Linked DNA regions of Homo sapiens: region 2 is linked to region 1. The links are chromatin contacts, found by Hi-C or POLR2A ChIA-PET in ENCODE. All regions are on one chromosome and are shown on one strand. The core of a region is the stretch at or near the end of the contact, and the rest is flanking DNA. Distances in the headings are between cores, read along the strand shown.

Evidence for each region. Hi-C counts contacts between places; a loop is a spot of excess contacts on that map. ChIA-PET counts read pairs that join two places held with the same protein, here RNA polymerase II (POLR2A).
Region 2: a map of mammary epithelial cell shows a loop between it and region 1 (2.4-fold over the local background). The contact joins two enhancer-like sites. A Hi-C loop is called at or near these places in 2 of 168 maps with a recorded cell type or tissue (mammary epithelial cell and prostate gland). POLR2A ChIA-PET finds 5 or more read pairs at or near these places in 2 of 52 experiments (RWPE1 and WTC11).

The regions. Positions count from the first base shown.
Region 1 is chr12:2,178,594-2,183,771 of GRCh38, forward strand. The region is part of intron 3 of CACNA1C (calcium voltage-gated channel subunit alpha1 C); the gene reads left to right. Among named protein-coding and RNA genes, the nearest start is that of CACNA1C-AS4, 42 kb to the right of the region's middle. RefSeq lists an enhancer at 5,118-5,178. Within about 2 kb of position 2,003, at least 15 of the 41 ENCODE cell types and tissues checked have a DNase peak (open chromatin) inside an H3K27ac peak, as active enhancers do.
Region 2 is chr12:2,394,710-2,399,887 of GRCh38, forward strand. All of the region lies in intron 3 of CACNA1C (calcium voltage-gated channel subunit alpha1 C), which reads left to right. Among named protein-coding and RNA genes, the nearest start is that of CACNA1C-IT3, 130 kb to the left of the region's middle. Within about 2 kb of position 1,947, at least 9 of the 41 ENCODE cell types and tissues checked have a DNase peak (open chromatin) inside an H3K27ac peak, as active enhancers do.

The sequences.
Region 1 (5,178 bases), core at 753-3,252:
CCTCTCTGCTCCTGGAAAATGCCTTCCTTTCCTGGCCCCAGGACAGACTCTCCGACTTCCTTCATGACCGGGTTCCCACTCGGGAGCCTTTGGAACCGCTTGAGTACCAGATTATTAACAGGACCCGTGATTGTGATTTCTTCCCCCGTACAAATTCACAGACCCTGAGAAGAAAAGGAGAAGATAGGCTGGGCACAGTGGCTCTTGCTTTTAATCTCAGCACTTTGGGAGGCCGAGGCGGGCAGATCACCCGAGGTCAGGAGTTCAAGACCAGCCTGGCCAACATGACAAAACCCTGTCTGTACTAAAAATACAAAAATTAGCTAGTTGAGGTGACAGGCGCTTGCAGTCCCAGTTACCCAGGAGGCTAAGGCAGGAGAATCGCTTGAACCCAGAAGGTAAAGGTTGCAGTGAGCCGTGATTGCACCACTGCACTGCAGCCTGGTTGACAGAGCAAGACTCTGTCTCAAAATAAATAAATAAATAAATAATTTAAAAGAGGAGATAGATGTGATGGCGGTCTTTTCTGTACTTAGAACAACCTAATAGTTATTTAATGGATAAACAGGCATTAAAATGAATGTTTGATGACTTGGAATCCAGTCTTTTATAAAACTCTCAGTGTTCTGTGATTCCAGGCACTCATGGCTGTGGCAGGCATCCTGCCAGGTGGAGCTGGGAGTTCAGCACAGAAGTAAGTCGGGGAGGAGGTATGCATTGCCACAGACTTAGGAAGTGTTCCCTGGACCTGCTGATGATAGGTTGGTCTTAGCCATGTTCCTGAACAAGTAAGTTGTCTAATGAAAGGAAAACATACCAACCTGTTAGTGGAGTTAGCACCCTAGACCCATAGACTCTAAGGTTGGAAGGACTTTTGAAGTCATCTAGCCCCTTGCCCCACTCGATGCGTGATTAATACGCACCACAGAAACTCCGGGCTCTGAATACTGAACATTGACCCAGACCCCTATTGCGTTAGAAAATATTATTGCAATTAGTGGAATGCTGCTAGAATATTGGCTCCAGACCTGAGTCTCAAAGTTGGAAGAGATTTAGAAAGAAGGATGTCCAGAGGAAGGAACAGACATGAGTGAAGTTGGAAAATGGAGACTGGCAAAGAGTAGCTCGAAAAAGAACAAAGTTTCCTAATAATGACCACAAATGAGTATTTGGCTGTTCAATGGATATATGCTTGCTCCACGCTCATTGGATGCTAGCCTGCTCTCAGGAAGAGCTCTTGCCTTCCTGCCTCCAAACCACTGTACACACCGTTGCTAGATTGATCTCCCAAGAATCAGCTTCTACCATGCTCTTTCTCTGCTTCAAATGAAATTTTGATCATTTCTCTTCATCTGACAGGTGAAAATCAAAATTTTCTGAGCTTGGTCCTCAAGGCCCTTCCTTCTCCACTCATCCTTTGGCCAGGCAGGCCCTCCAACTGCCTCCTGAGCAGCCTCACTCAGGTCTTTGCTCATACTTGCTAGAATGGAGAGCACGTCTTCTCGTTCCCTGTAACCCCAACAGTGTCTGTTGTAAGGTTGAGCACACGGTAGATGGATGGATGAAGCCTTCATTCTGAGTAAACACGCATGCAAGTATAAACACATACCTACACACAGAAACACCACACACTCTTAAGTGTAGATGAAGAGAAAGAACCCTTTCTTTCTTCCCTGGTGTCTGGCAAAGGCCAAAGGGGTGGTGGGGAAAGCATTAGGATACAGAGGCTCTGGTTCTTGTTCCTCCCTGGAACTGGCTTCTGCTAGGAAGCCCAGCAGGGCCTGAGTGCTGGCAAGCCTGGCATGGAGCCCTCCTGCTTTGGAGGAAGCGAAATGTCCCAGCAGGATGAGTCAGTGGGAGAATGGAACCAGAAAGTGAGTCATTTTGGGAGCAGAGGCTAAAGGATCTTCTCTGCTCAAAGATATTTTAGGTCTTGGTAGGTTTTCCCCACTTCTCTTGTTTAGATATAAGTTTGGGGCATGTGACTACAGTGGCTCAGTTCCCAGATGTAATGCTGAGAGACTGTCCAGTGCGCTGCGTTCTAGAACATTTTTGCTGATAGGGAGGCCGTAAAGTGAGGGGCTGGTTTTGGAGCCAGGCAGATTGGGTTCTAATCACAGCGTGTCCCAGAATCAGCTGGGGACCTAGAGTGAGTTGTTTAATCTCTTAAAGTATAGTTTTTATCATTTTCAAAATGAGGGTTGTTGGAAATGTCAAATGGTTGTTCAGCAAGTGTTTGTTGAGTCCCTAGTGTGTGTCTGGCACAGAGCTGAGTGCAGAGTATGGGGTGCTGAATACTGCAGCCACGCATCCTGCCCTCTGGGGACGGGTGCAGCTTGGGATTGTGTTATATTTGTAGCAGTTCTGATGACAACAAGAATAAAATAAAACACCTGGATTTGTTTCATGAACATAACCCTCAAATCTGCACTCCCCTATTACGTGTTTGGGCAACTGAGTTTTGGAACCTACATATCAGACTCAAATGTTTTCTTCTGGGGGGTTACAGTCTGGGGAAGACCCCTGTGTAAAGCATGTAGCATAGTGCCTGTGGACAGGAGAGCCCAGTCCGTGACGGCGGTAACAATGATCATTACTACCTCTGTTATTTCCTGTAGCCAACTGACATCTTTGCACCTCTGTTTCCTCATCCAGAAAATGTTCAGCTGAATTGCAGTCCTTTCACAGAGGCAGTTCCTGAGTCTCTAGTCTTGGGGCTCATGCTTGAAGTTATTTAGAGAATCTCTAAGATACAAGTGGAGAGACAGCTGGAAGGGGCAGCACCCAGGCCTTCAGTGTGGGGACAGAGTTAAGATCAACATGATCACAGCAGACTGACACGGCGAGCTGAAACAAACAGGAAAACATTTGAGCCTGATGTTAGGTTCCAAAACTCAGTTGCTGAAAGGCGTAATAGGGGAGCGCAGATTTGAGGGTCATGCCCATGAAAACAAATCCAGGTGTTTTATTTTATTCTTGTTGCCATCAGAACTGCTACAAATATGACACAATTCCATGCTGCACCCACAGAATAGTGAGTAGTGTGTAGGCCAGGGCAAGAAAAAGAAGAGCAATAATATTCTAGTTATTGTAGGCCAGGGGACCCACATCCACGATATCGTTTTTTTACAGCTCATTACTGAATCCTCACAATAACCCCATGGGGTAGATATTACTGTTATTACCCTTTTATAGATGAGAACACTGGAGCTTAGCGAGGGTAAGTAATGGACTGCAAGGACACTCTGTCTCTGGCCCAGAGGAACAGCTGGAGGATGCAGGCAAGATGTGTGTTAAGGGGGTCCTGCAGAGTGGGGGTAAACTGATTCTGGATTACTCATTAATGTAGAACTCCGACCAGTGGGTGGAGGGTATGGGTTCAATAGGGAGCTCTTCAGAAATGGAACATGTTGAGAGGCCAGGAGTTCTCCATCCCTGAAAGCATTCAAGGAGAGGTTGGGTGGCTGTGGGAGGTATTGGAGAAGGGATTTTAACATCGGGAGGGAACTGGGGAGATTGTGTGTGAGTTTCTGTCTGCAAAAAAAAAAAAAAAAAAAAAAAATGACGGTACCAACCTTGAACCCATGTAATCTTCTTCAGTAATATTCAAGCAAGAACAGCCACCATAAAATTGTGTGAGCAAATCAGGTAATACTGGTGAAAGCCAAACACAGGCTCCCCGTTGTGTGAGTGAGAACATGACATTGTTACAGTGATGGGTTCATGCACCCTGGGGTGGGTATGCTGATGGTTTCTTCTGCTTCTGCTTCTACGAGGCCCCTCTCCCAATGCCTTTCCCAAATCTCTCCTTATGGGGTTTTTTTCCCCCTCCTAAACCACCTTAAATCGAAATCCACTCACATTTGTAGCCATTTCACAGTCTCTTTGCATATTGGTGAGCCCTGTCGGGGGTCGCTGGTATCTTATAGTATTGATGTTACAAAATGTAAAGTTACTTTGGGGAAATGACTTCTCTTCTGAAGCTTTTATAGGGAGAAGGTGGTGAGCTTACCCCTACACTCTCTCCTTTCCTTTGTCTAATTCCTCCACAGAACATTTGTCCGGTGCTCACTGTGGACTGGAAGTGTGCTAGGGACTGTGTACTGCAAGGTGACTGGGATGTGCGCCTGAGCATCCCTGAGTCCAAGGTAGGGGAAAGAGGAAGTGGTCCACGATGACACTGTGATGACGGCCATCCTGATGAAGGCACACCCCACCCTGCAGCGGCTCAGGGAAGGGGCGCGTGTGCAGACATCTTGCAGGCAGGGTTTAGATGGTGCTGTCCTCGGAAGAGAGGACTTTGGAAGAAGGTGGTCTTGGTTTCGGTCCTTAGTCCACCGGATGCCAGGTAATCCTTAACCTTTCTGAGCCTCTGTTCTTCACCTCTTAAATGGGGATATCACTTCCCCCAGATGATCTTTTATTTTGTTTTTAAAAAATTATTATTTTTAGTATTTTTAATAGAAATGGGGTCTCACTATGTTGACCAGGCTTGTCTCCGACTCCTGGCCTCAAACAATCCTCCCATCTCGGCCTCCCAAAGTGCTGAGATTATAGGCGTGAGCCACCATGCCCAGCCCCCTGACGTGATTTCTATGAAAATGAAATTAAATGAGTTAATTTAGGGAAGCCACTTAACATAATTCCTGGCTCAAAAAAAAAAAGAAAAAAGAAAGTTTTCTTCCCTTCCTGACCTTGTAGGAGAACAGAGCTCCTTCGCCTGAGGGGCATGAGTCCCTATGCAGAGGTTCCCTAACACCTGCTCATAGGTCTGTGTCCCGCTGATCTGGTAAGCACCGGGAATGGTCTCTTAAACACAAAGTTTGGGCTGCCTTCTCTAGAGATTCTATTTCCACAAGTGTGGGAAGGGGCTGCACGGGAATCAGAAATGTTTCCCCAGTGATTCTGATGCATAGTTCAGTTTGAAGACGTGCTAACAATATATACCAACAAAAGTTGTCTGCGTCTTTTTCTGGGGACAGACCCCCCCCCGGCTTTCATCAGAATGTCACGGTCCCACACAAATGAAGATGCATCCTCTCATGGTATGTGCTAGCGGGCACAGAGAGTGGGGCTGGAGAATGAGGGCTTGGTAGGCGAAAGGCCCCAGGGCCAGCCCTGCTCTGCCCTCGTCTCTTGCCTTCCCGCCAGGTGGGTCAGGAAATAGGAACAGGTGGT
Region 2 (5,178 bases), core at 697-3,196, 220 kb after region 1:
ACACCTCTGTCAGGAAGAGTCTTCCTTATCCAGGGCTATCAGGATCAGGAGCTAGAGCCCACGTTTGGAGAAAACACAAGAAGTAGTACCAACCCAGTGAGTCTCGGGTAAGAAATTGGAGTGGTTTGGTTTCCCATCTCTAACTTGGCCAGATGTACCATAAGCTGTATCTGCAAAGCCAGTGTAAGGCTAGACTTAAGTTCAATTAGGATCCAAATTCTTCACTGTCAACTTGTCTAAGTTTTTGTTTATTTCACTTAGTTTCCTAGTGAAATTTTCATTTGAAAATTCCCAGCCTTATTTATTTATTTATTTACTTATTTTAATAGAGACAGGATCTCACTCTGTTGCCCAGGCTGGAGTGTAGTAGCACAGTCATAGCTCACTGCAGCCTCGACCTCCCAGGCTCAAATGATTTCCTGCCTCAGCCTCCAGAGTAGCTGGGACTACAGGCAGGAAGCACTGTGCCTGCACTCCAGCCTTCTTTTCTTTTCTCTAGCTTTTTTTTTTTTTTTTTTTAAATATTTGAGACAGAGTCTTGCTTTGTTGCCCAGGCTGAAGTGCAATGACATGATCTCAGCTCATTGCAACCTCCGCCTTCTTGGTTGAAGAGATTCCCCTGCCTCAGCCTCCCAAGTAGCTGGAAACACAGGTGTGCACCACCATGCTCAGCTAATTCTTGTATTTTTAGTAAAGATGGGGTTTTGCCATGTTGACCAGGCTGGTCTCGAACTCCTGGCCTCATGTGATCCATCCACCTTGGCCTCTCAAAGTGACCAGCCTTATTTTAACTGAATAAAGGGAAAGGGGCTTTTTTTTTCATGACCCTGAAGACAGAGGGACTCAGTGCGCCCCCAGTGGCCAGAGGCTGTAGTTACAGGGAAAGCAAGTCGGGTCCCTCTGAGCCTCTGGAAGAGCCAAGTGGCTGGCTGCTGGAACCATCCAGGAGAAACCAGATTTTCCAGGCTAGAGCTGTTTCCTTTTTCCAGTCTGAGGCTTCCCATGTATTCCTTTCAACGCAGCACCTCTATGTGCATCCCTGAACCCTATGATCTGAGAAAAGGTAGCCGAACCCCCGACTTTCTCTTTTGCATTGACATTAGCACAGATCTGAGCCACATGAGTAGTTGCTCATACCATTATCTGCCTTTGGTTGAGAAATTAGAAGGTGCTAGGCACAAACACACGTCATCTTATTTAATCTTTACAAGCCAGGATCCGGTACTAGGGTCCCCAGTGTTCAGAGGGATTAATTTGTCAAGATCTCACAGTGAGTAGATTCCAGTCTACCTCACTGGAGCCTGGTGCCCGTCCCCATGGTCTGCACTCCTGGTGTTGAACCTCAGCAGGGGCTGTCCCTGGCCTGCTGAAACAGTTCAGCTGACCAGGAAGTGTGTGTGCGTGGTGTCTTTTGTACAGTCTCAGCCCCTGGGTCTGACACTCTGATGGTCTTTTAGGGTGCTGGGTTATTTCCTGGGGTTCTATCTGTGCCAAGTTGTGTATCTTTCAGTGACACACATCTGTTCAAGCCTTCTGAGTTGGGGAGCAACAGAAAGAGGTGAAGAGAGAAAGCACTCTGGGAAACATGGAAATATTTTTGCAGCCTGATTGTCTCTGCATGCAACACTAGCAAAGCTGTTTCTGCTCCCTTTCGGTGTCCGAGTCAAGGGGACGAAGAGGCCTGCCCAAGAAGAAGAGGGATGATTTTTCTCTTTCTGTGGTTGGGGGCAGAAAGGCGATCCGGCTGCCCAAGTGGTTCAGGTCAGGCTTAACTCGGTCTGTGGCCTCTGGCCTGGGGAATGTGCTGAGCTTTGATTCAGCTAAGCAGTGGCTTGTTGCCCAGGCCTGTGGTCCTCCAAAACACCAGCTGAGGATCCCAAAACTTAGGGCCCTTGTGAACAGGGTGAGTTGTTGTCACCAGGACTTGCCTTGTCACCACCTATTACATTTTCTGGGGACCCAGCAGCCCCTGGCCTATGGCCACACAGCAGGCGCCTCTTGGCCAAGAGCTCTGGCATGAAGCTAGGCCTCTCCAACTATTTAATGTTTCATTAGCGGTTTTCTAAAGGCATGGGGCCAAGCCTGGCCGAGCCACACCATTCAGAAGTACGTGAACACTTCATAAAACCAAACTGTTGAAGGATCCCAAACCCAGGAATCTGGTCACTTGGAGTCCAGGCTGGAGGCCCAGGGCAGGCTGCTGCACTGTCTCAGCTCTTTCTTGGTCTGGATACTTCTGGGCCACACATCTGTCTCTCAAACTGTTTAGCCTGTTAGTAGTTCTAAACTAACTTCTAAATAGTTTATATTTGGGGTTCACCAACCTGTTTTCATATCTGATGAAAGCTTTGGACTTGCCCCAGAAAGAGACATCCATGCACATATGTACAACATTGTGCTTAGAATTGCAAGGTATTCACAAGCCACACTCTAAAGATCATCAGTGGATCCAAGTGGAGAACCCCTGTGCTAAACCACACTTGCTTCCACACTTAAACTCTGGGGACTGTGGAGTGTTATCCATCAAGAAGAGTAAACAGGTATTGGGTTTTGTTTTGTTTGGCTTTTTGCTTGTGTCTTGGATTTTGAATCGAAGTCCTTGAGTGGTAGAATGGGGGCTAGATCATTAGAATCACTCCAGACTTCACAGGTAAGAGTGGGAGCTCAGTTGAGTGACAGGCCCATCCCAGACACAAAGTCACTCCAGGGCAATTATTCAGAGCCCCCAGGAGCTTTCACGCTCTAGGAGCAAGTCAGGTAAGCAGCAGCAACACACGTGCCGCGGAGGCGGCACCTACATTCAGACTCTCATTGCTCTTGATTGACTGGGTGGCCCTGGACCAGTCCAGAGTCCACGGCTCTGGAAATGGTAATCAGGCTTGTGGTTGCAGGGGAATTTATGTGTACCAAGTGACTGGCACAAAACAGAGGCCCAATACACTCAATGCTGGCAGATGATAGACACAGTGGAGCAGCAAAGCTGGTGAGGATGGAAACACCCCATCACCTGTGAGTGGGATTAGAGCGTCTGCAGAGGGCATCCTGCTGGCTTCCCAAGCCATGAGCCTTCTGATAAATCTTACTGCTCTGTCAGAGCCTCTGATTTAGGGGTAGGGAGGGGCAGTCAGGAGAAAGCATAGTTAGCTCTCGGGCAGCTAGCTGTGGCAGACAGCGTGCTTTGTCCCTCAGATGAGTCACAACAAGCGCCCTTGGCAGGCAGGAAGGACTTTGAAGTGTGGTGCCCCAAAGGGCTGGTCCAGGAGGCCCCTGCCTAGCCCCTGGGCCTGTCACTCCTGAATCTCCATCACTGGCCCGAGGGCAGGCCCAGGCTTGAAATAAACTCAGGCCAAGCTGGAGGCGCAATTAGAAGGAAGAGAGCCATTTGGCTTTTTCCAAAAGGTAAGAAGGAGGACTTCTCATTTTTGTGCTTTAAATATCAATGCACTCTTTTGATGCCATTATTTGCATTTTCTGAGTTCCACTGTTCTTGGGCAAAATCCAATAGCCCAGCTCTGAAGGCCTCTTCCACATACGTGCCCCTCCCCTGGAGAATCCCTCACACCTTCTTTGAGCTACCAGGCCAAGAAAATTGTATTGAGCTTTACCTCGTGAAGTTTGCATTTTAAAAGCAAGATGTGTTTTTTCATCTCTAAATATAAAGTTTTCACATTGAATAAGCTTTTCCAAACTATATGCCCTTCATCTGGATACTCTGTGGAAGCAAAGGGCAGCATGGCTGGGTGGTGCTGAGTCGGGCAGAGCTCTGGTCTGTGCATCGGGAGACTGGCCACTCACCAGATGACTTCTGGGAGCCACCATTCCTTATCTGAAAGCTGGACAGCTGGGGGCCTCCATACCTTACATCCTGCCCACCTTCCACAGAGTTGTCATCATTGACTGAGTTATGTCTAGAGAAGCACTTTGAAATGCTTCTCCAGCATTCCAGGTCAGAACAGGGTGGCCTACCCCACCCAAAGCTGCAGAAAGAGAGGGGAGCGTGGGTCCAGGGGAGAGGATGTGTGGGGTCTAAAGATGCCCAAGACAGTTCCTGGTGAGACAGCCCAAAGGAGGCAGCAGGCTAGAAACTTGCAGAGGAACAAGGAAGCTGTGACACCTTCTTACCTGGGGACCTCAGGACAGGAAGAAATCATGAAACATTCTTACTGGGAAAGCCAGAGGAGCTTTCCTAGTATTTTTGTTATTGGTAACAGCTGTGAGGTGCCCCCTCAGTGCCCTGGCAACTGTCATTGTCACAGACCCCAGGAACATGGGGCTTTGGGTACAGTTTGACCCTCTCCCTGAGATGGAAGATCTCCCTTAACACCTCCCCCCGGGGACTTGAGACAGGGGTGGCTCCTTTGCTCGGCTGCTGCACTCTAACCCTTTGTGGGAAGGGGAGCATGCAGGTGAGTGGGTGCAGGAGGCAGGGCAAGTGCTCTTGGGCTTTGGCAGGAATGAACCCCATACCTGCCCACAACAATGTCTAGTGGTTGCCTGTGACCTCTAGAGCCTCAGAGGGTGTGAGTTACAAACAGTGCTCCTTTAGTATTTTCCATCCGTGGATGACTAAATGTTAAACCAGGTCAGTGGAGGATCAGGGCGACAGCCTTTTACCCCCTGTCCTCTTGGTGCCTGGGTTCTTGTCCGGGATCTAGGAAGAATCAGGTCACACAGATGTGAAGGATGGTGAATGCAAAGATTTTATTGAGTGGTGGAAATAGCTCTCAGTAGGATGGGGAGCTTGAAAGGGGATGGAGTGGGAAGATAATCTTCCTCTGGAGTTCAGCCATCCTCAGCCAAATTCCTGTCCAACCATCCCCGGCTGAACTCCTCTCTGACCATAGTCTCTGATGTCCAGCTGCCTCTTCTCCTCTCAATGTTCAGACACCTCTTCTCTTCTCTCCTTCTCTGCCACGCTGCTCTGCTCCTCTGCCAGCGGAGCTTGGGGTTTTCATGGGAGCATGGTGAGCCAAAAGGCAACATTTGGGCAGGAAAACAGGGATGTGAAGTTTTCATTTAGGGCCATGGGTCCAGGCTTGGGGGTGGAACCCTTGCCAGGGACCCCACTCTTTTCTTCCCTGCCTCCTGGCCATATCATCCCCATGGGTTTACTGCATCTTATTAAAGAACTACTCACAATGACCTCAGATCATTAATAACTCAGCATCTGAACTCTGA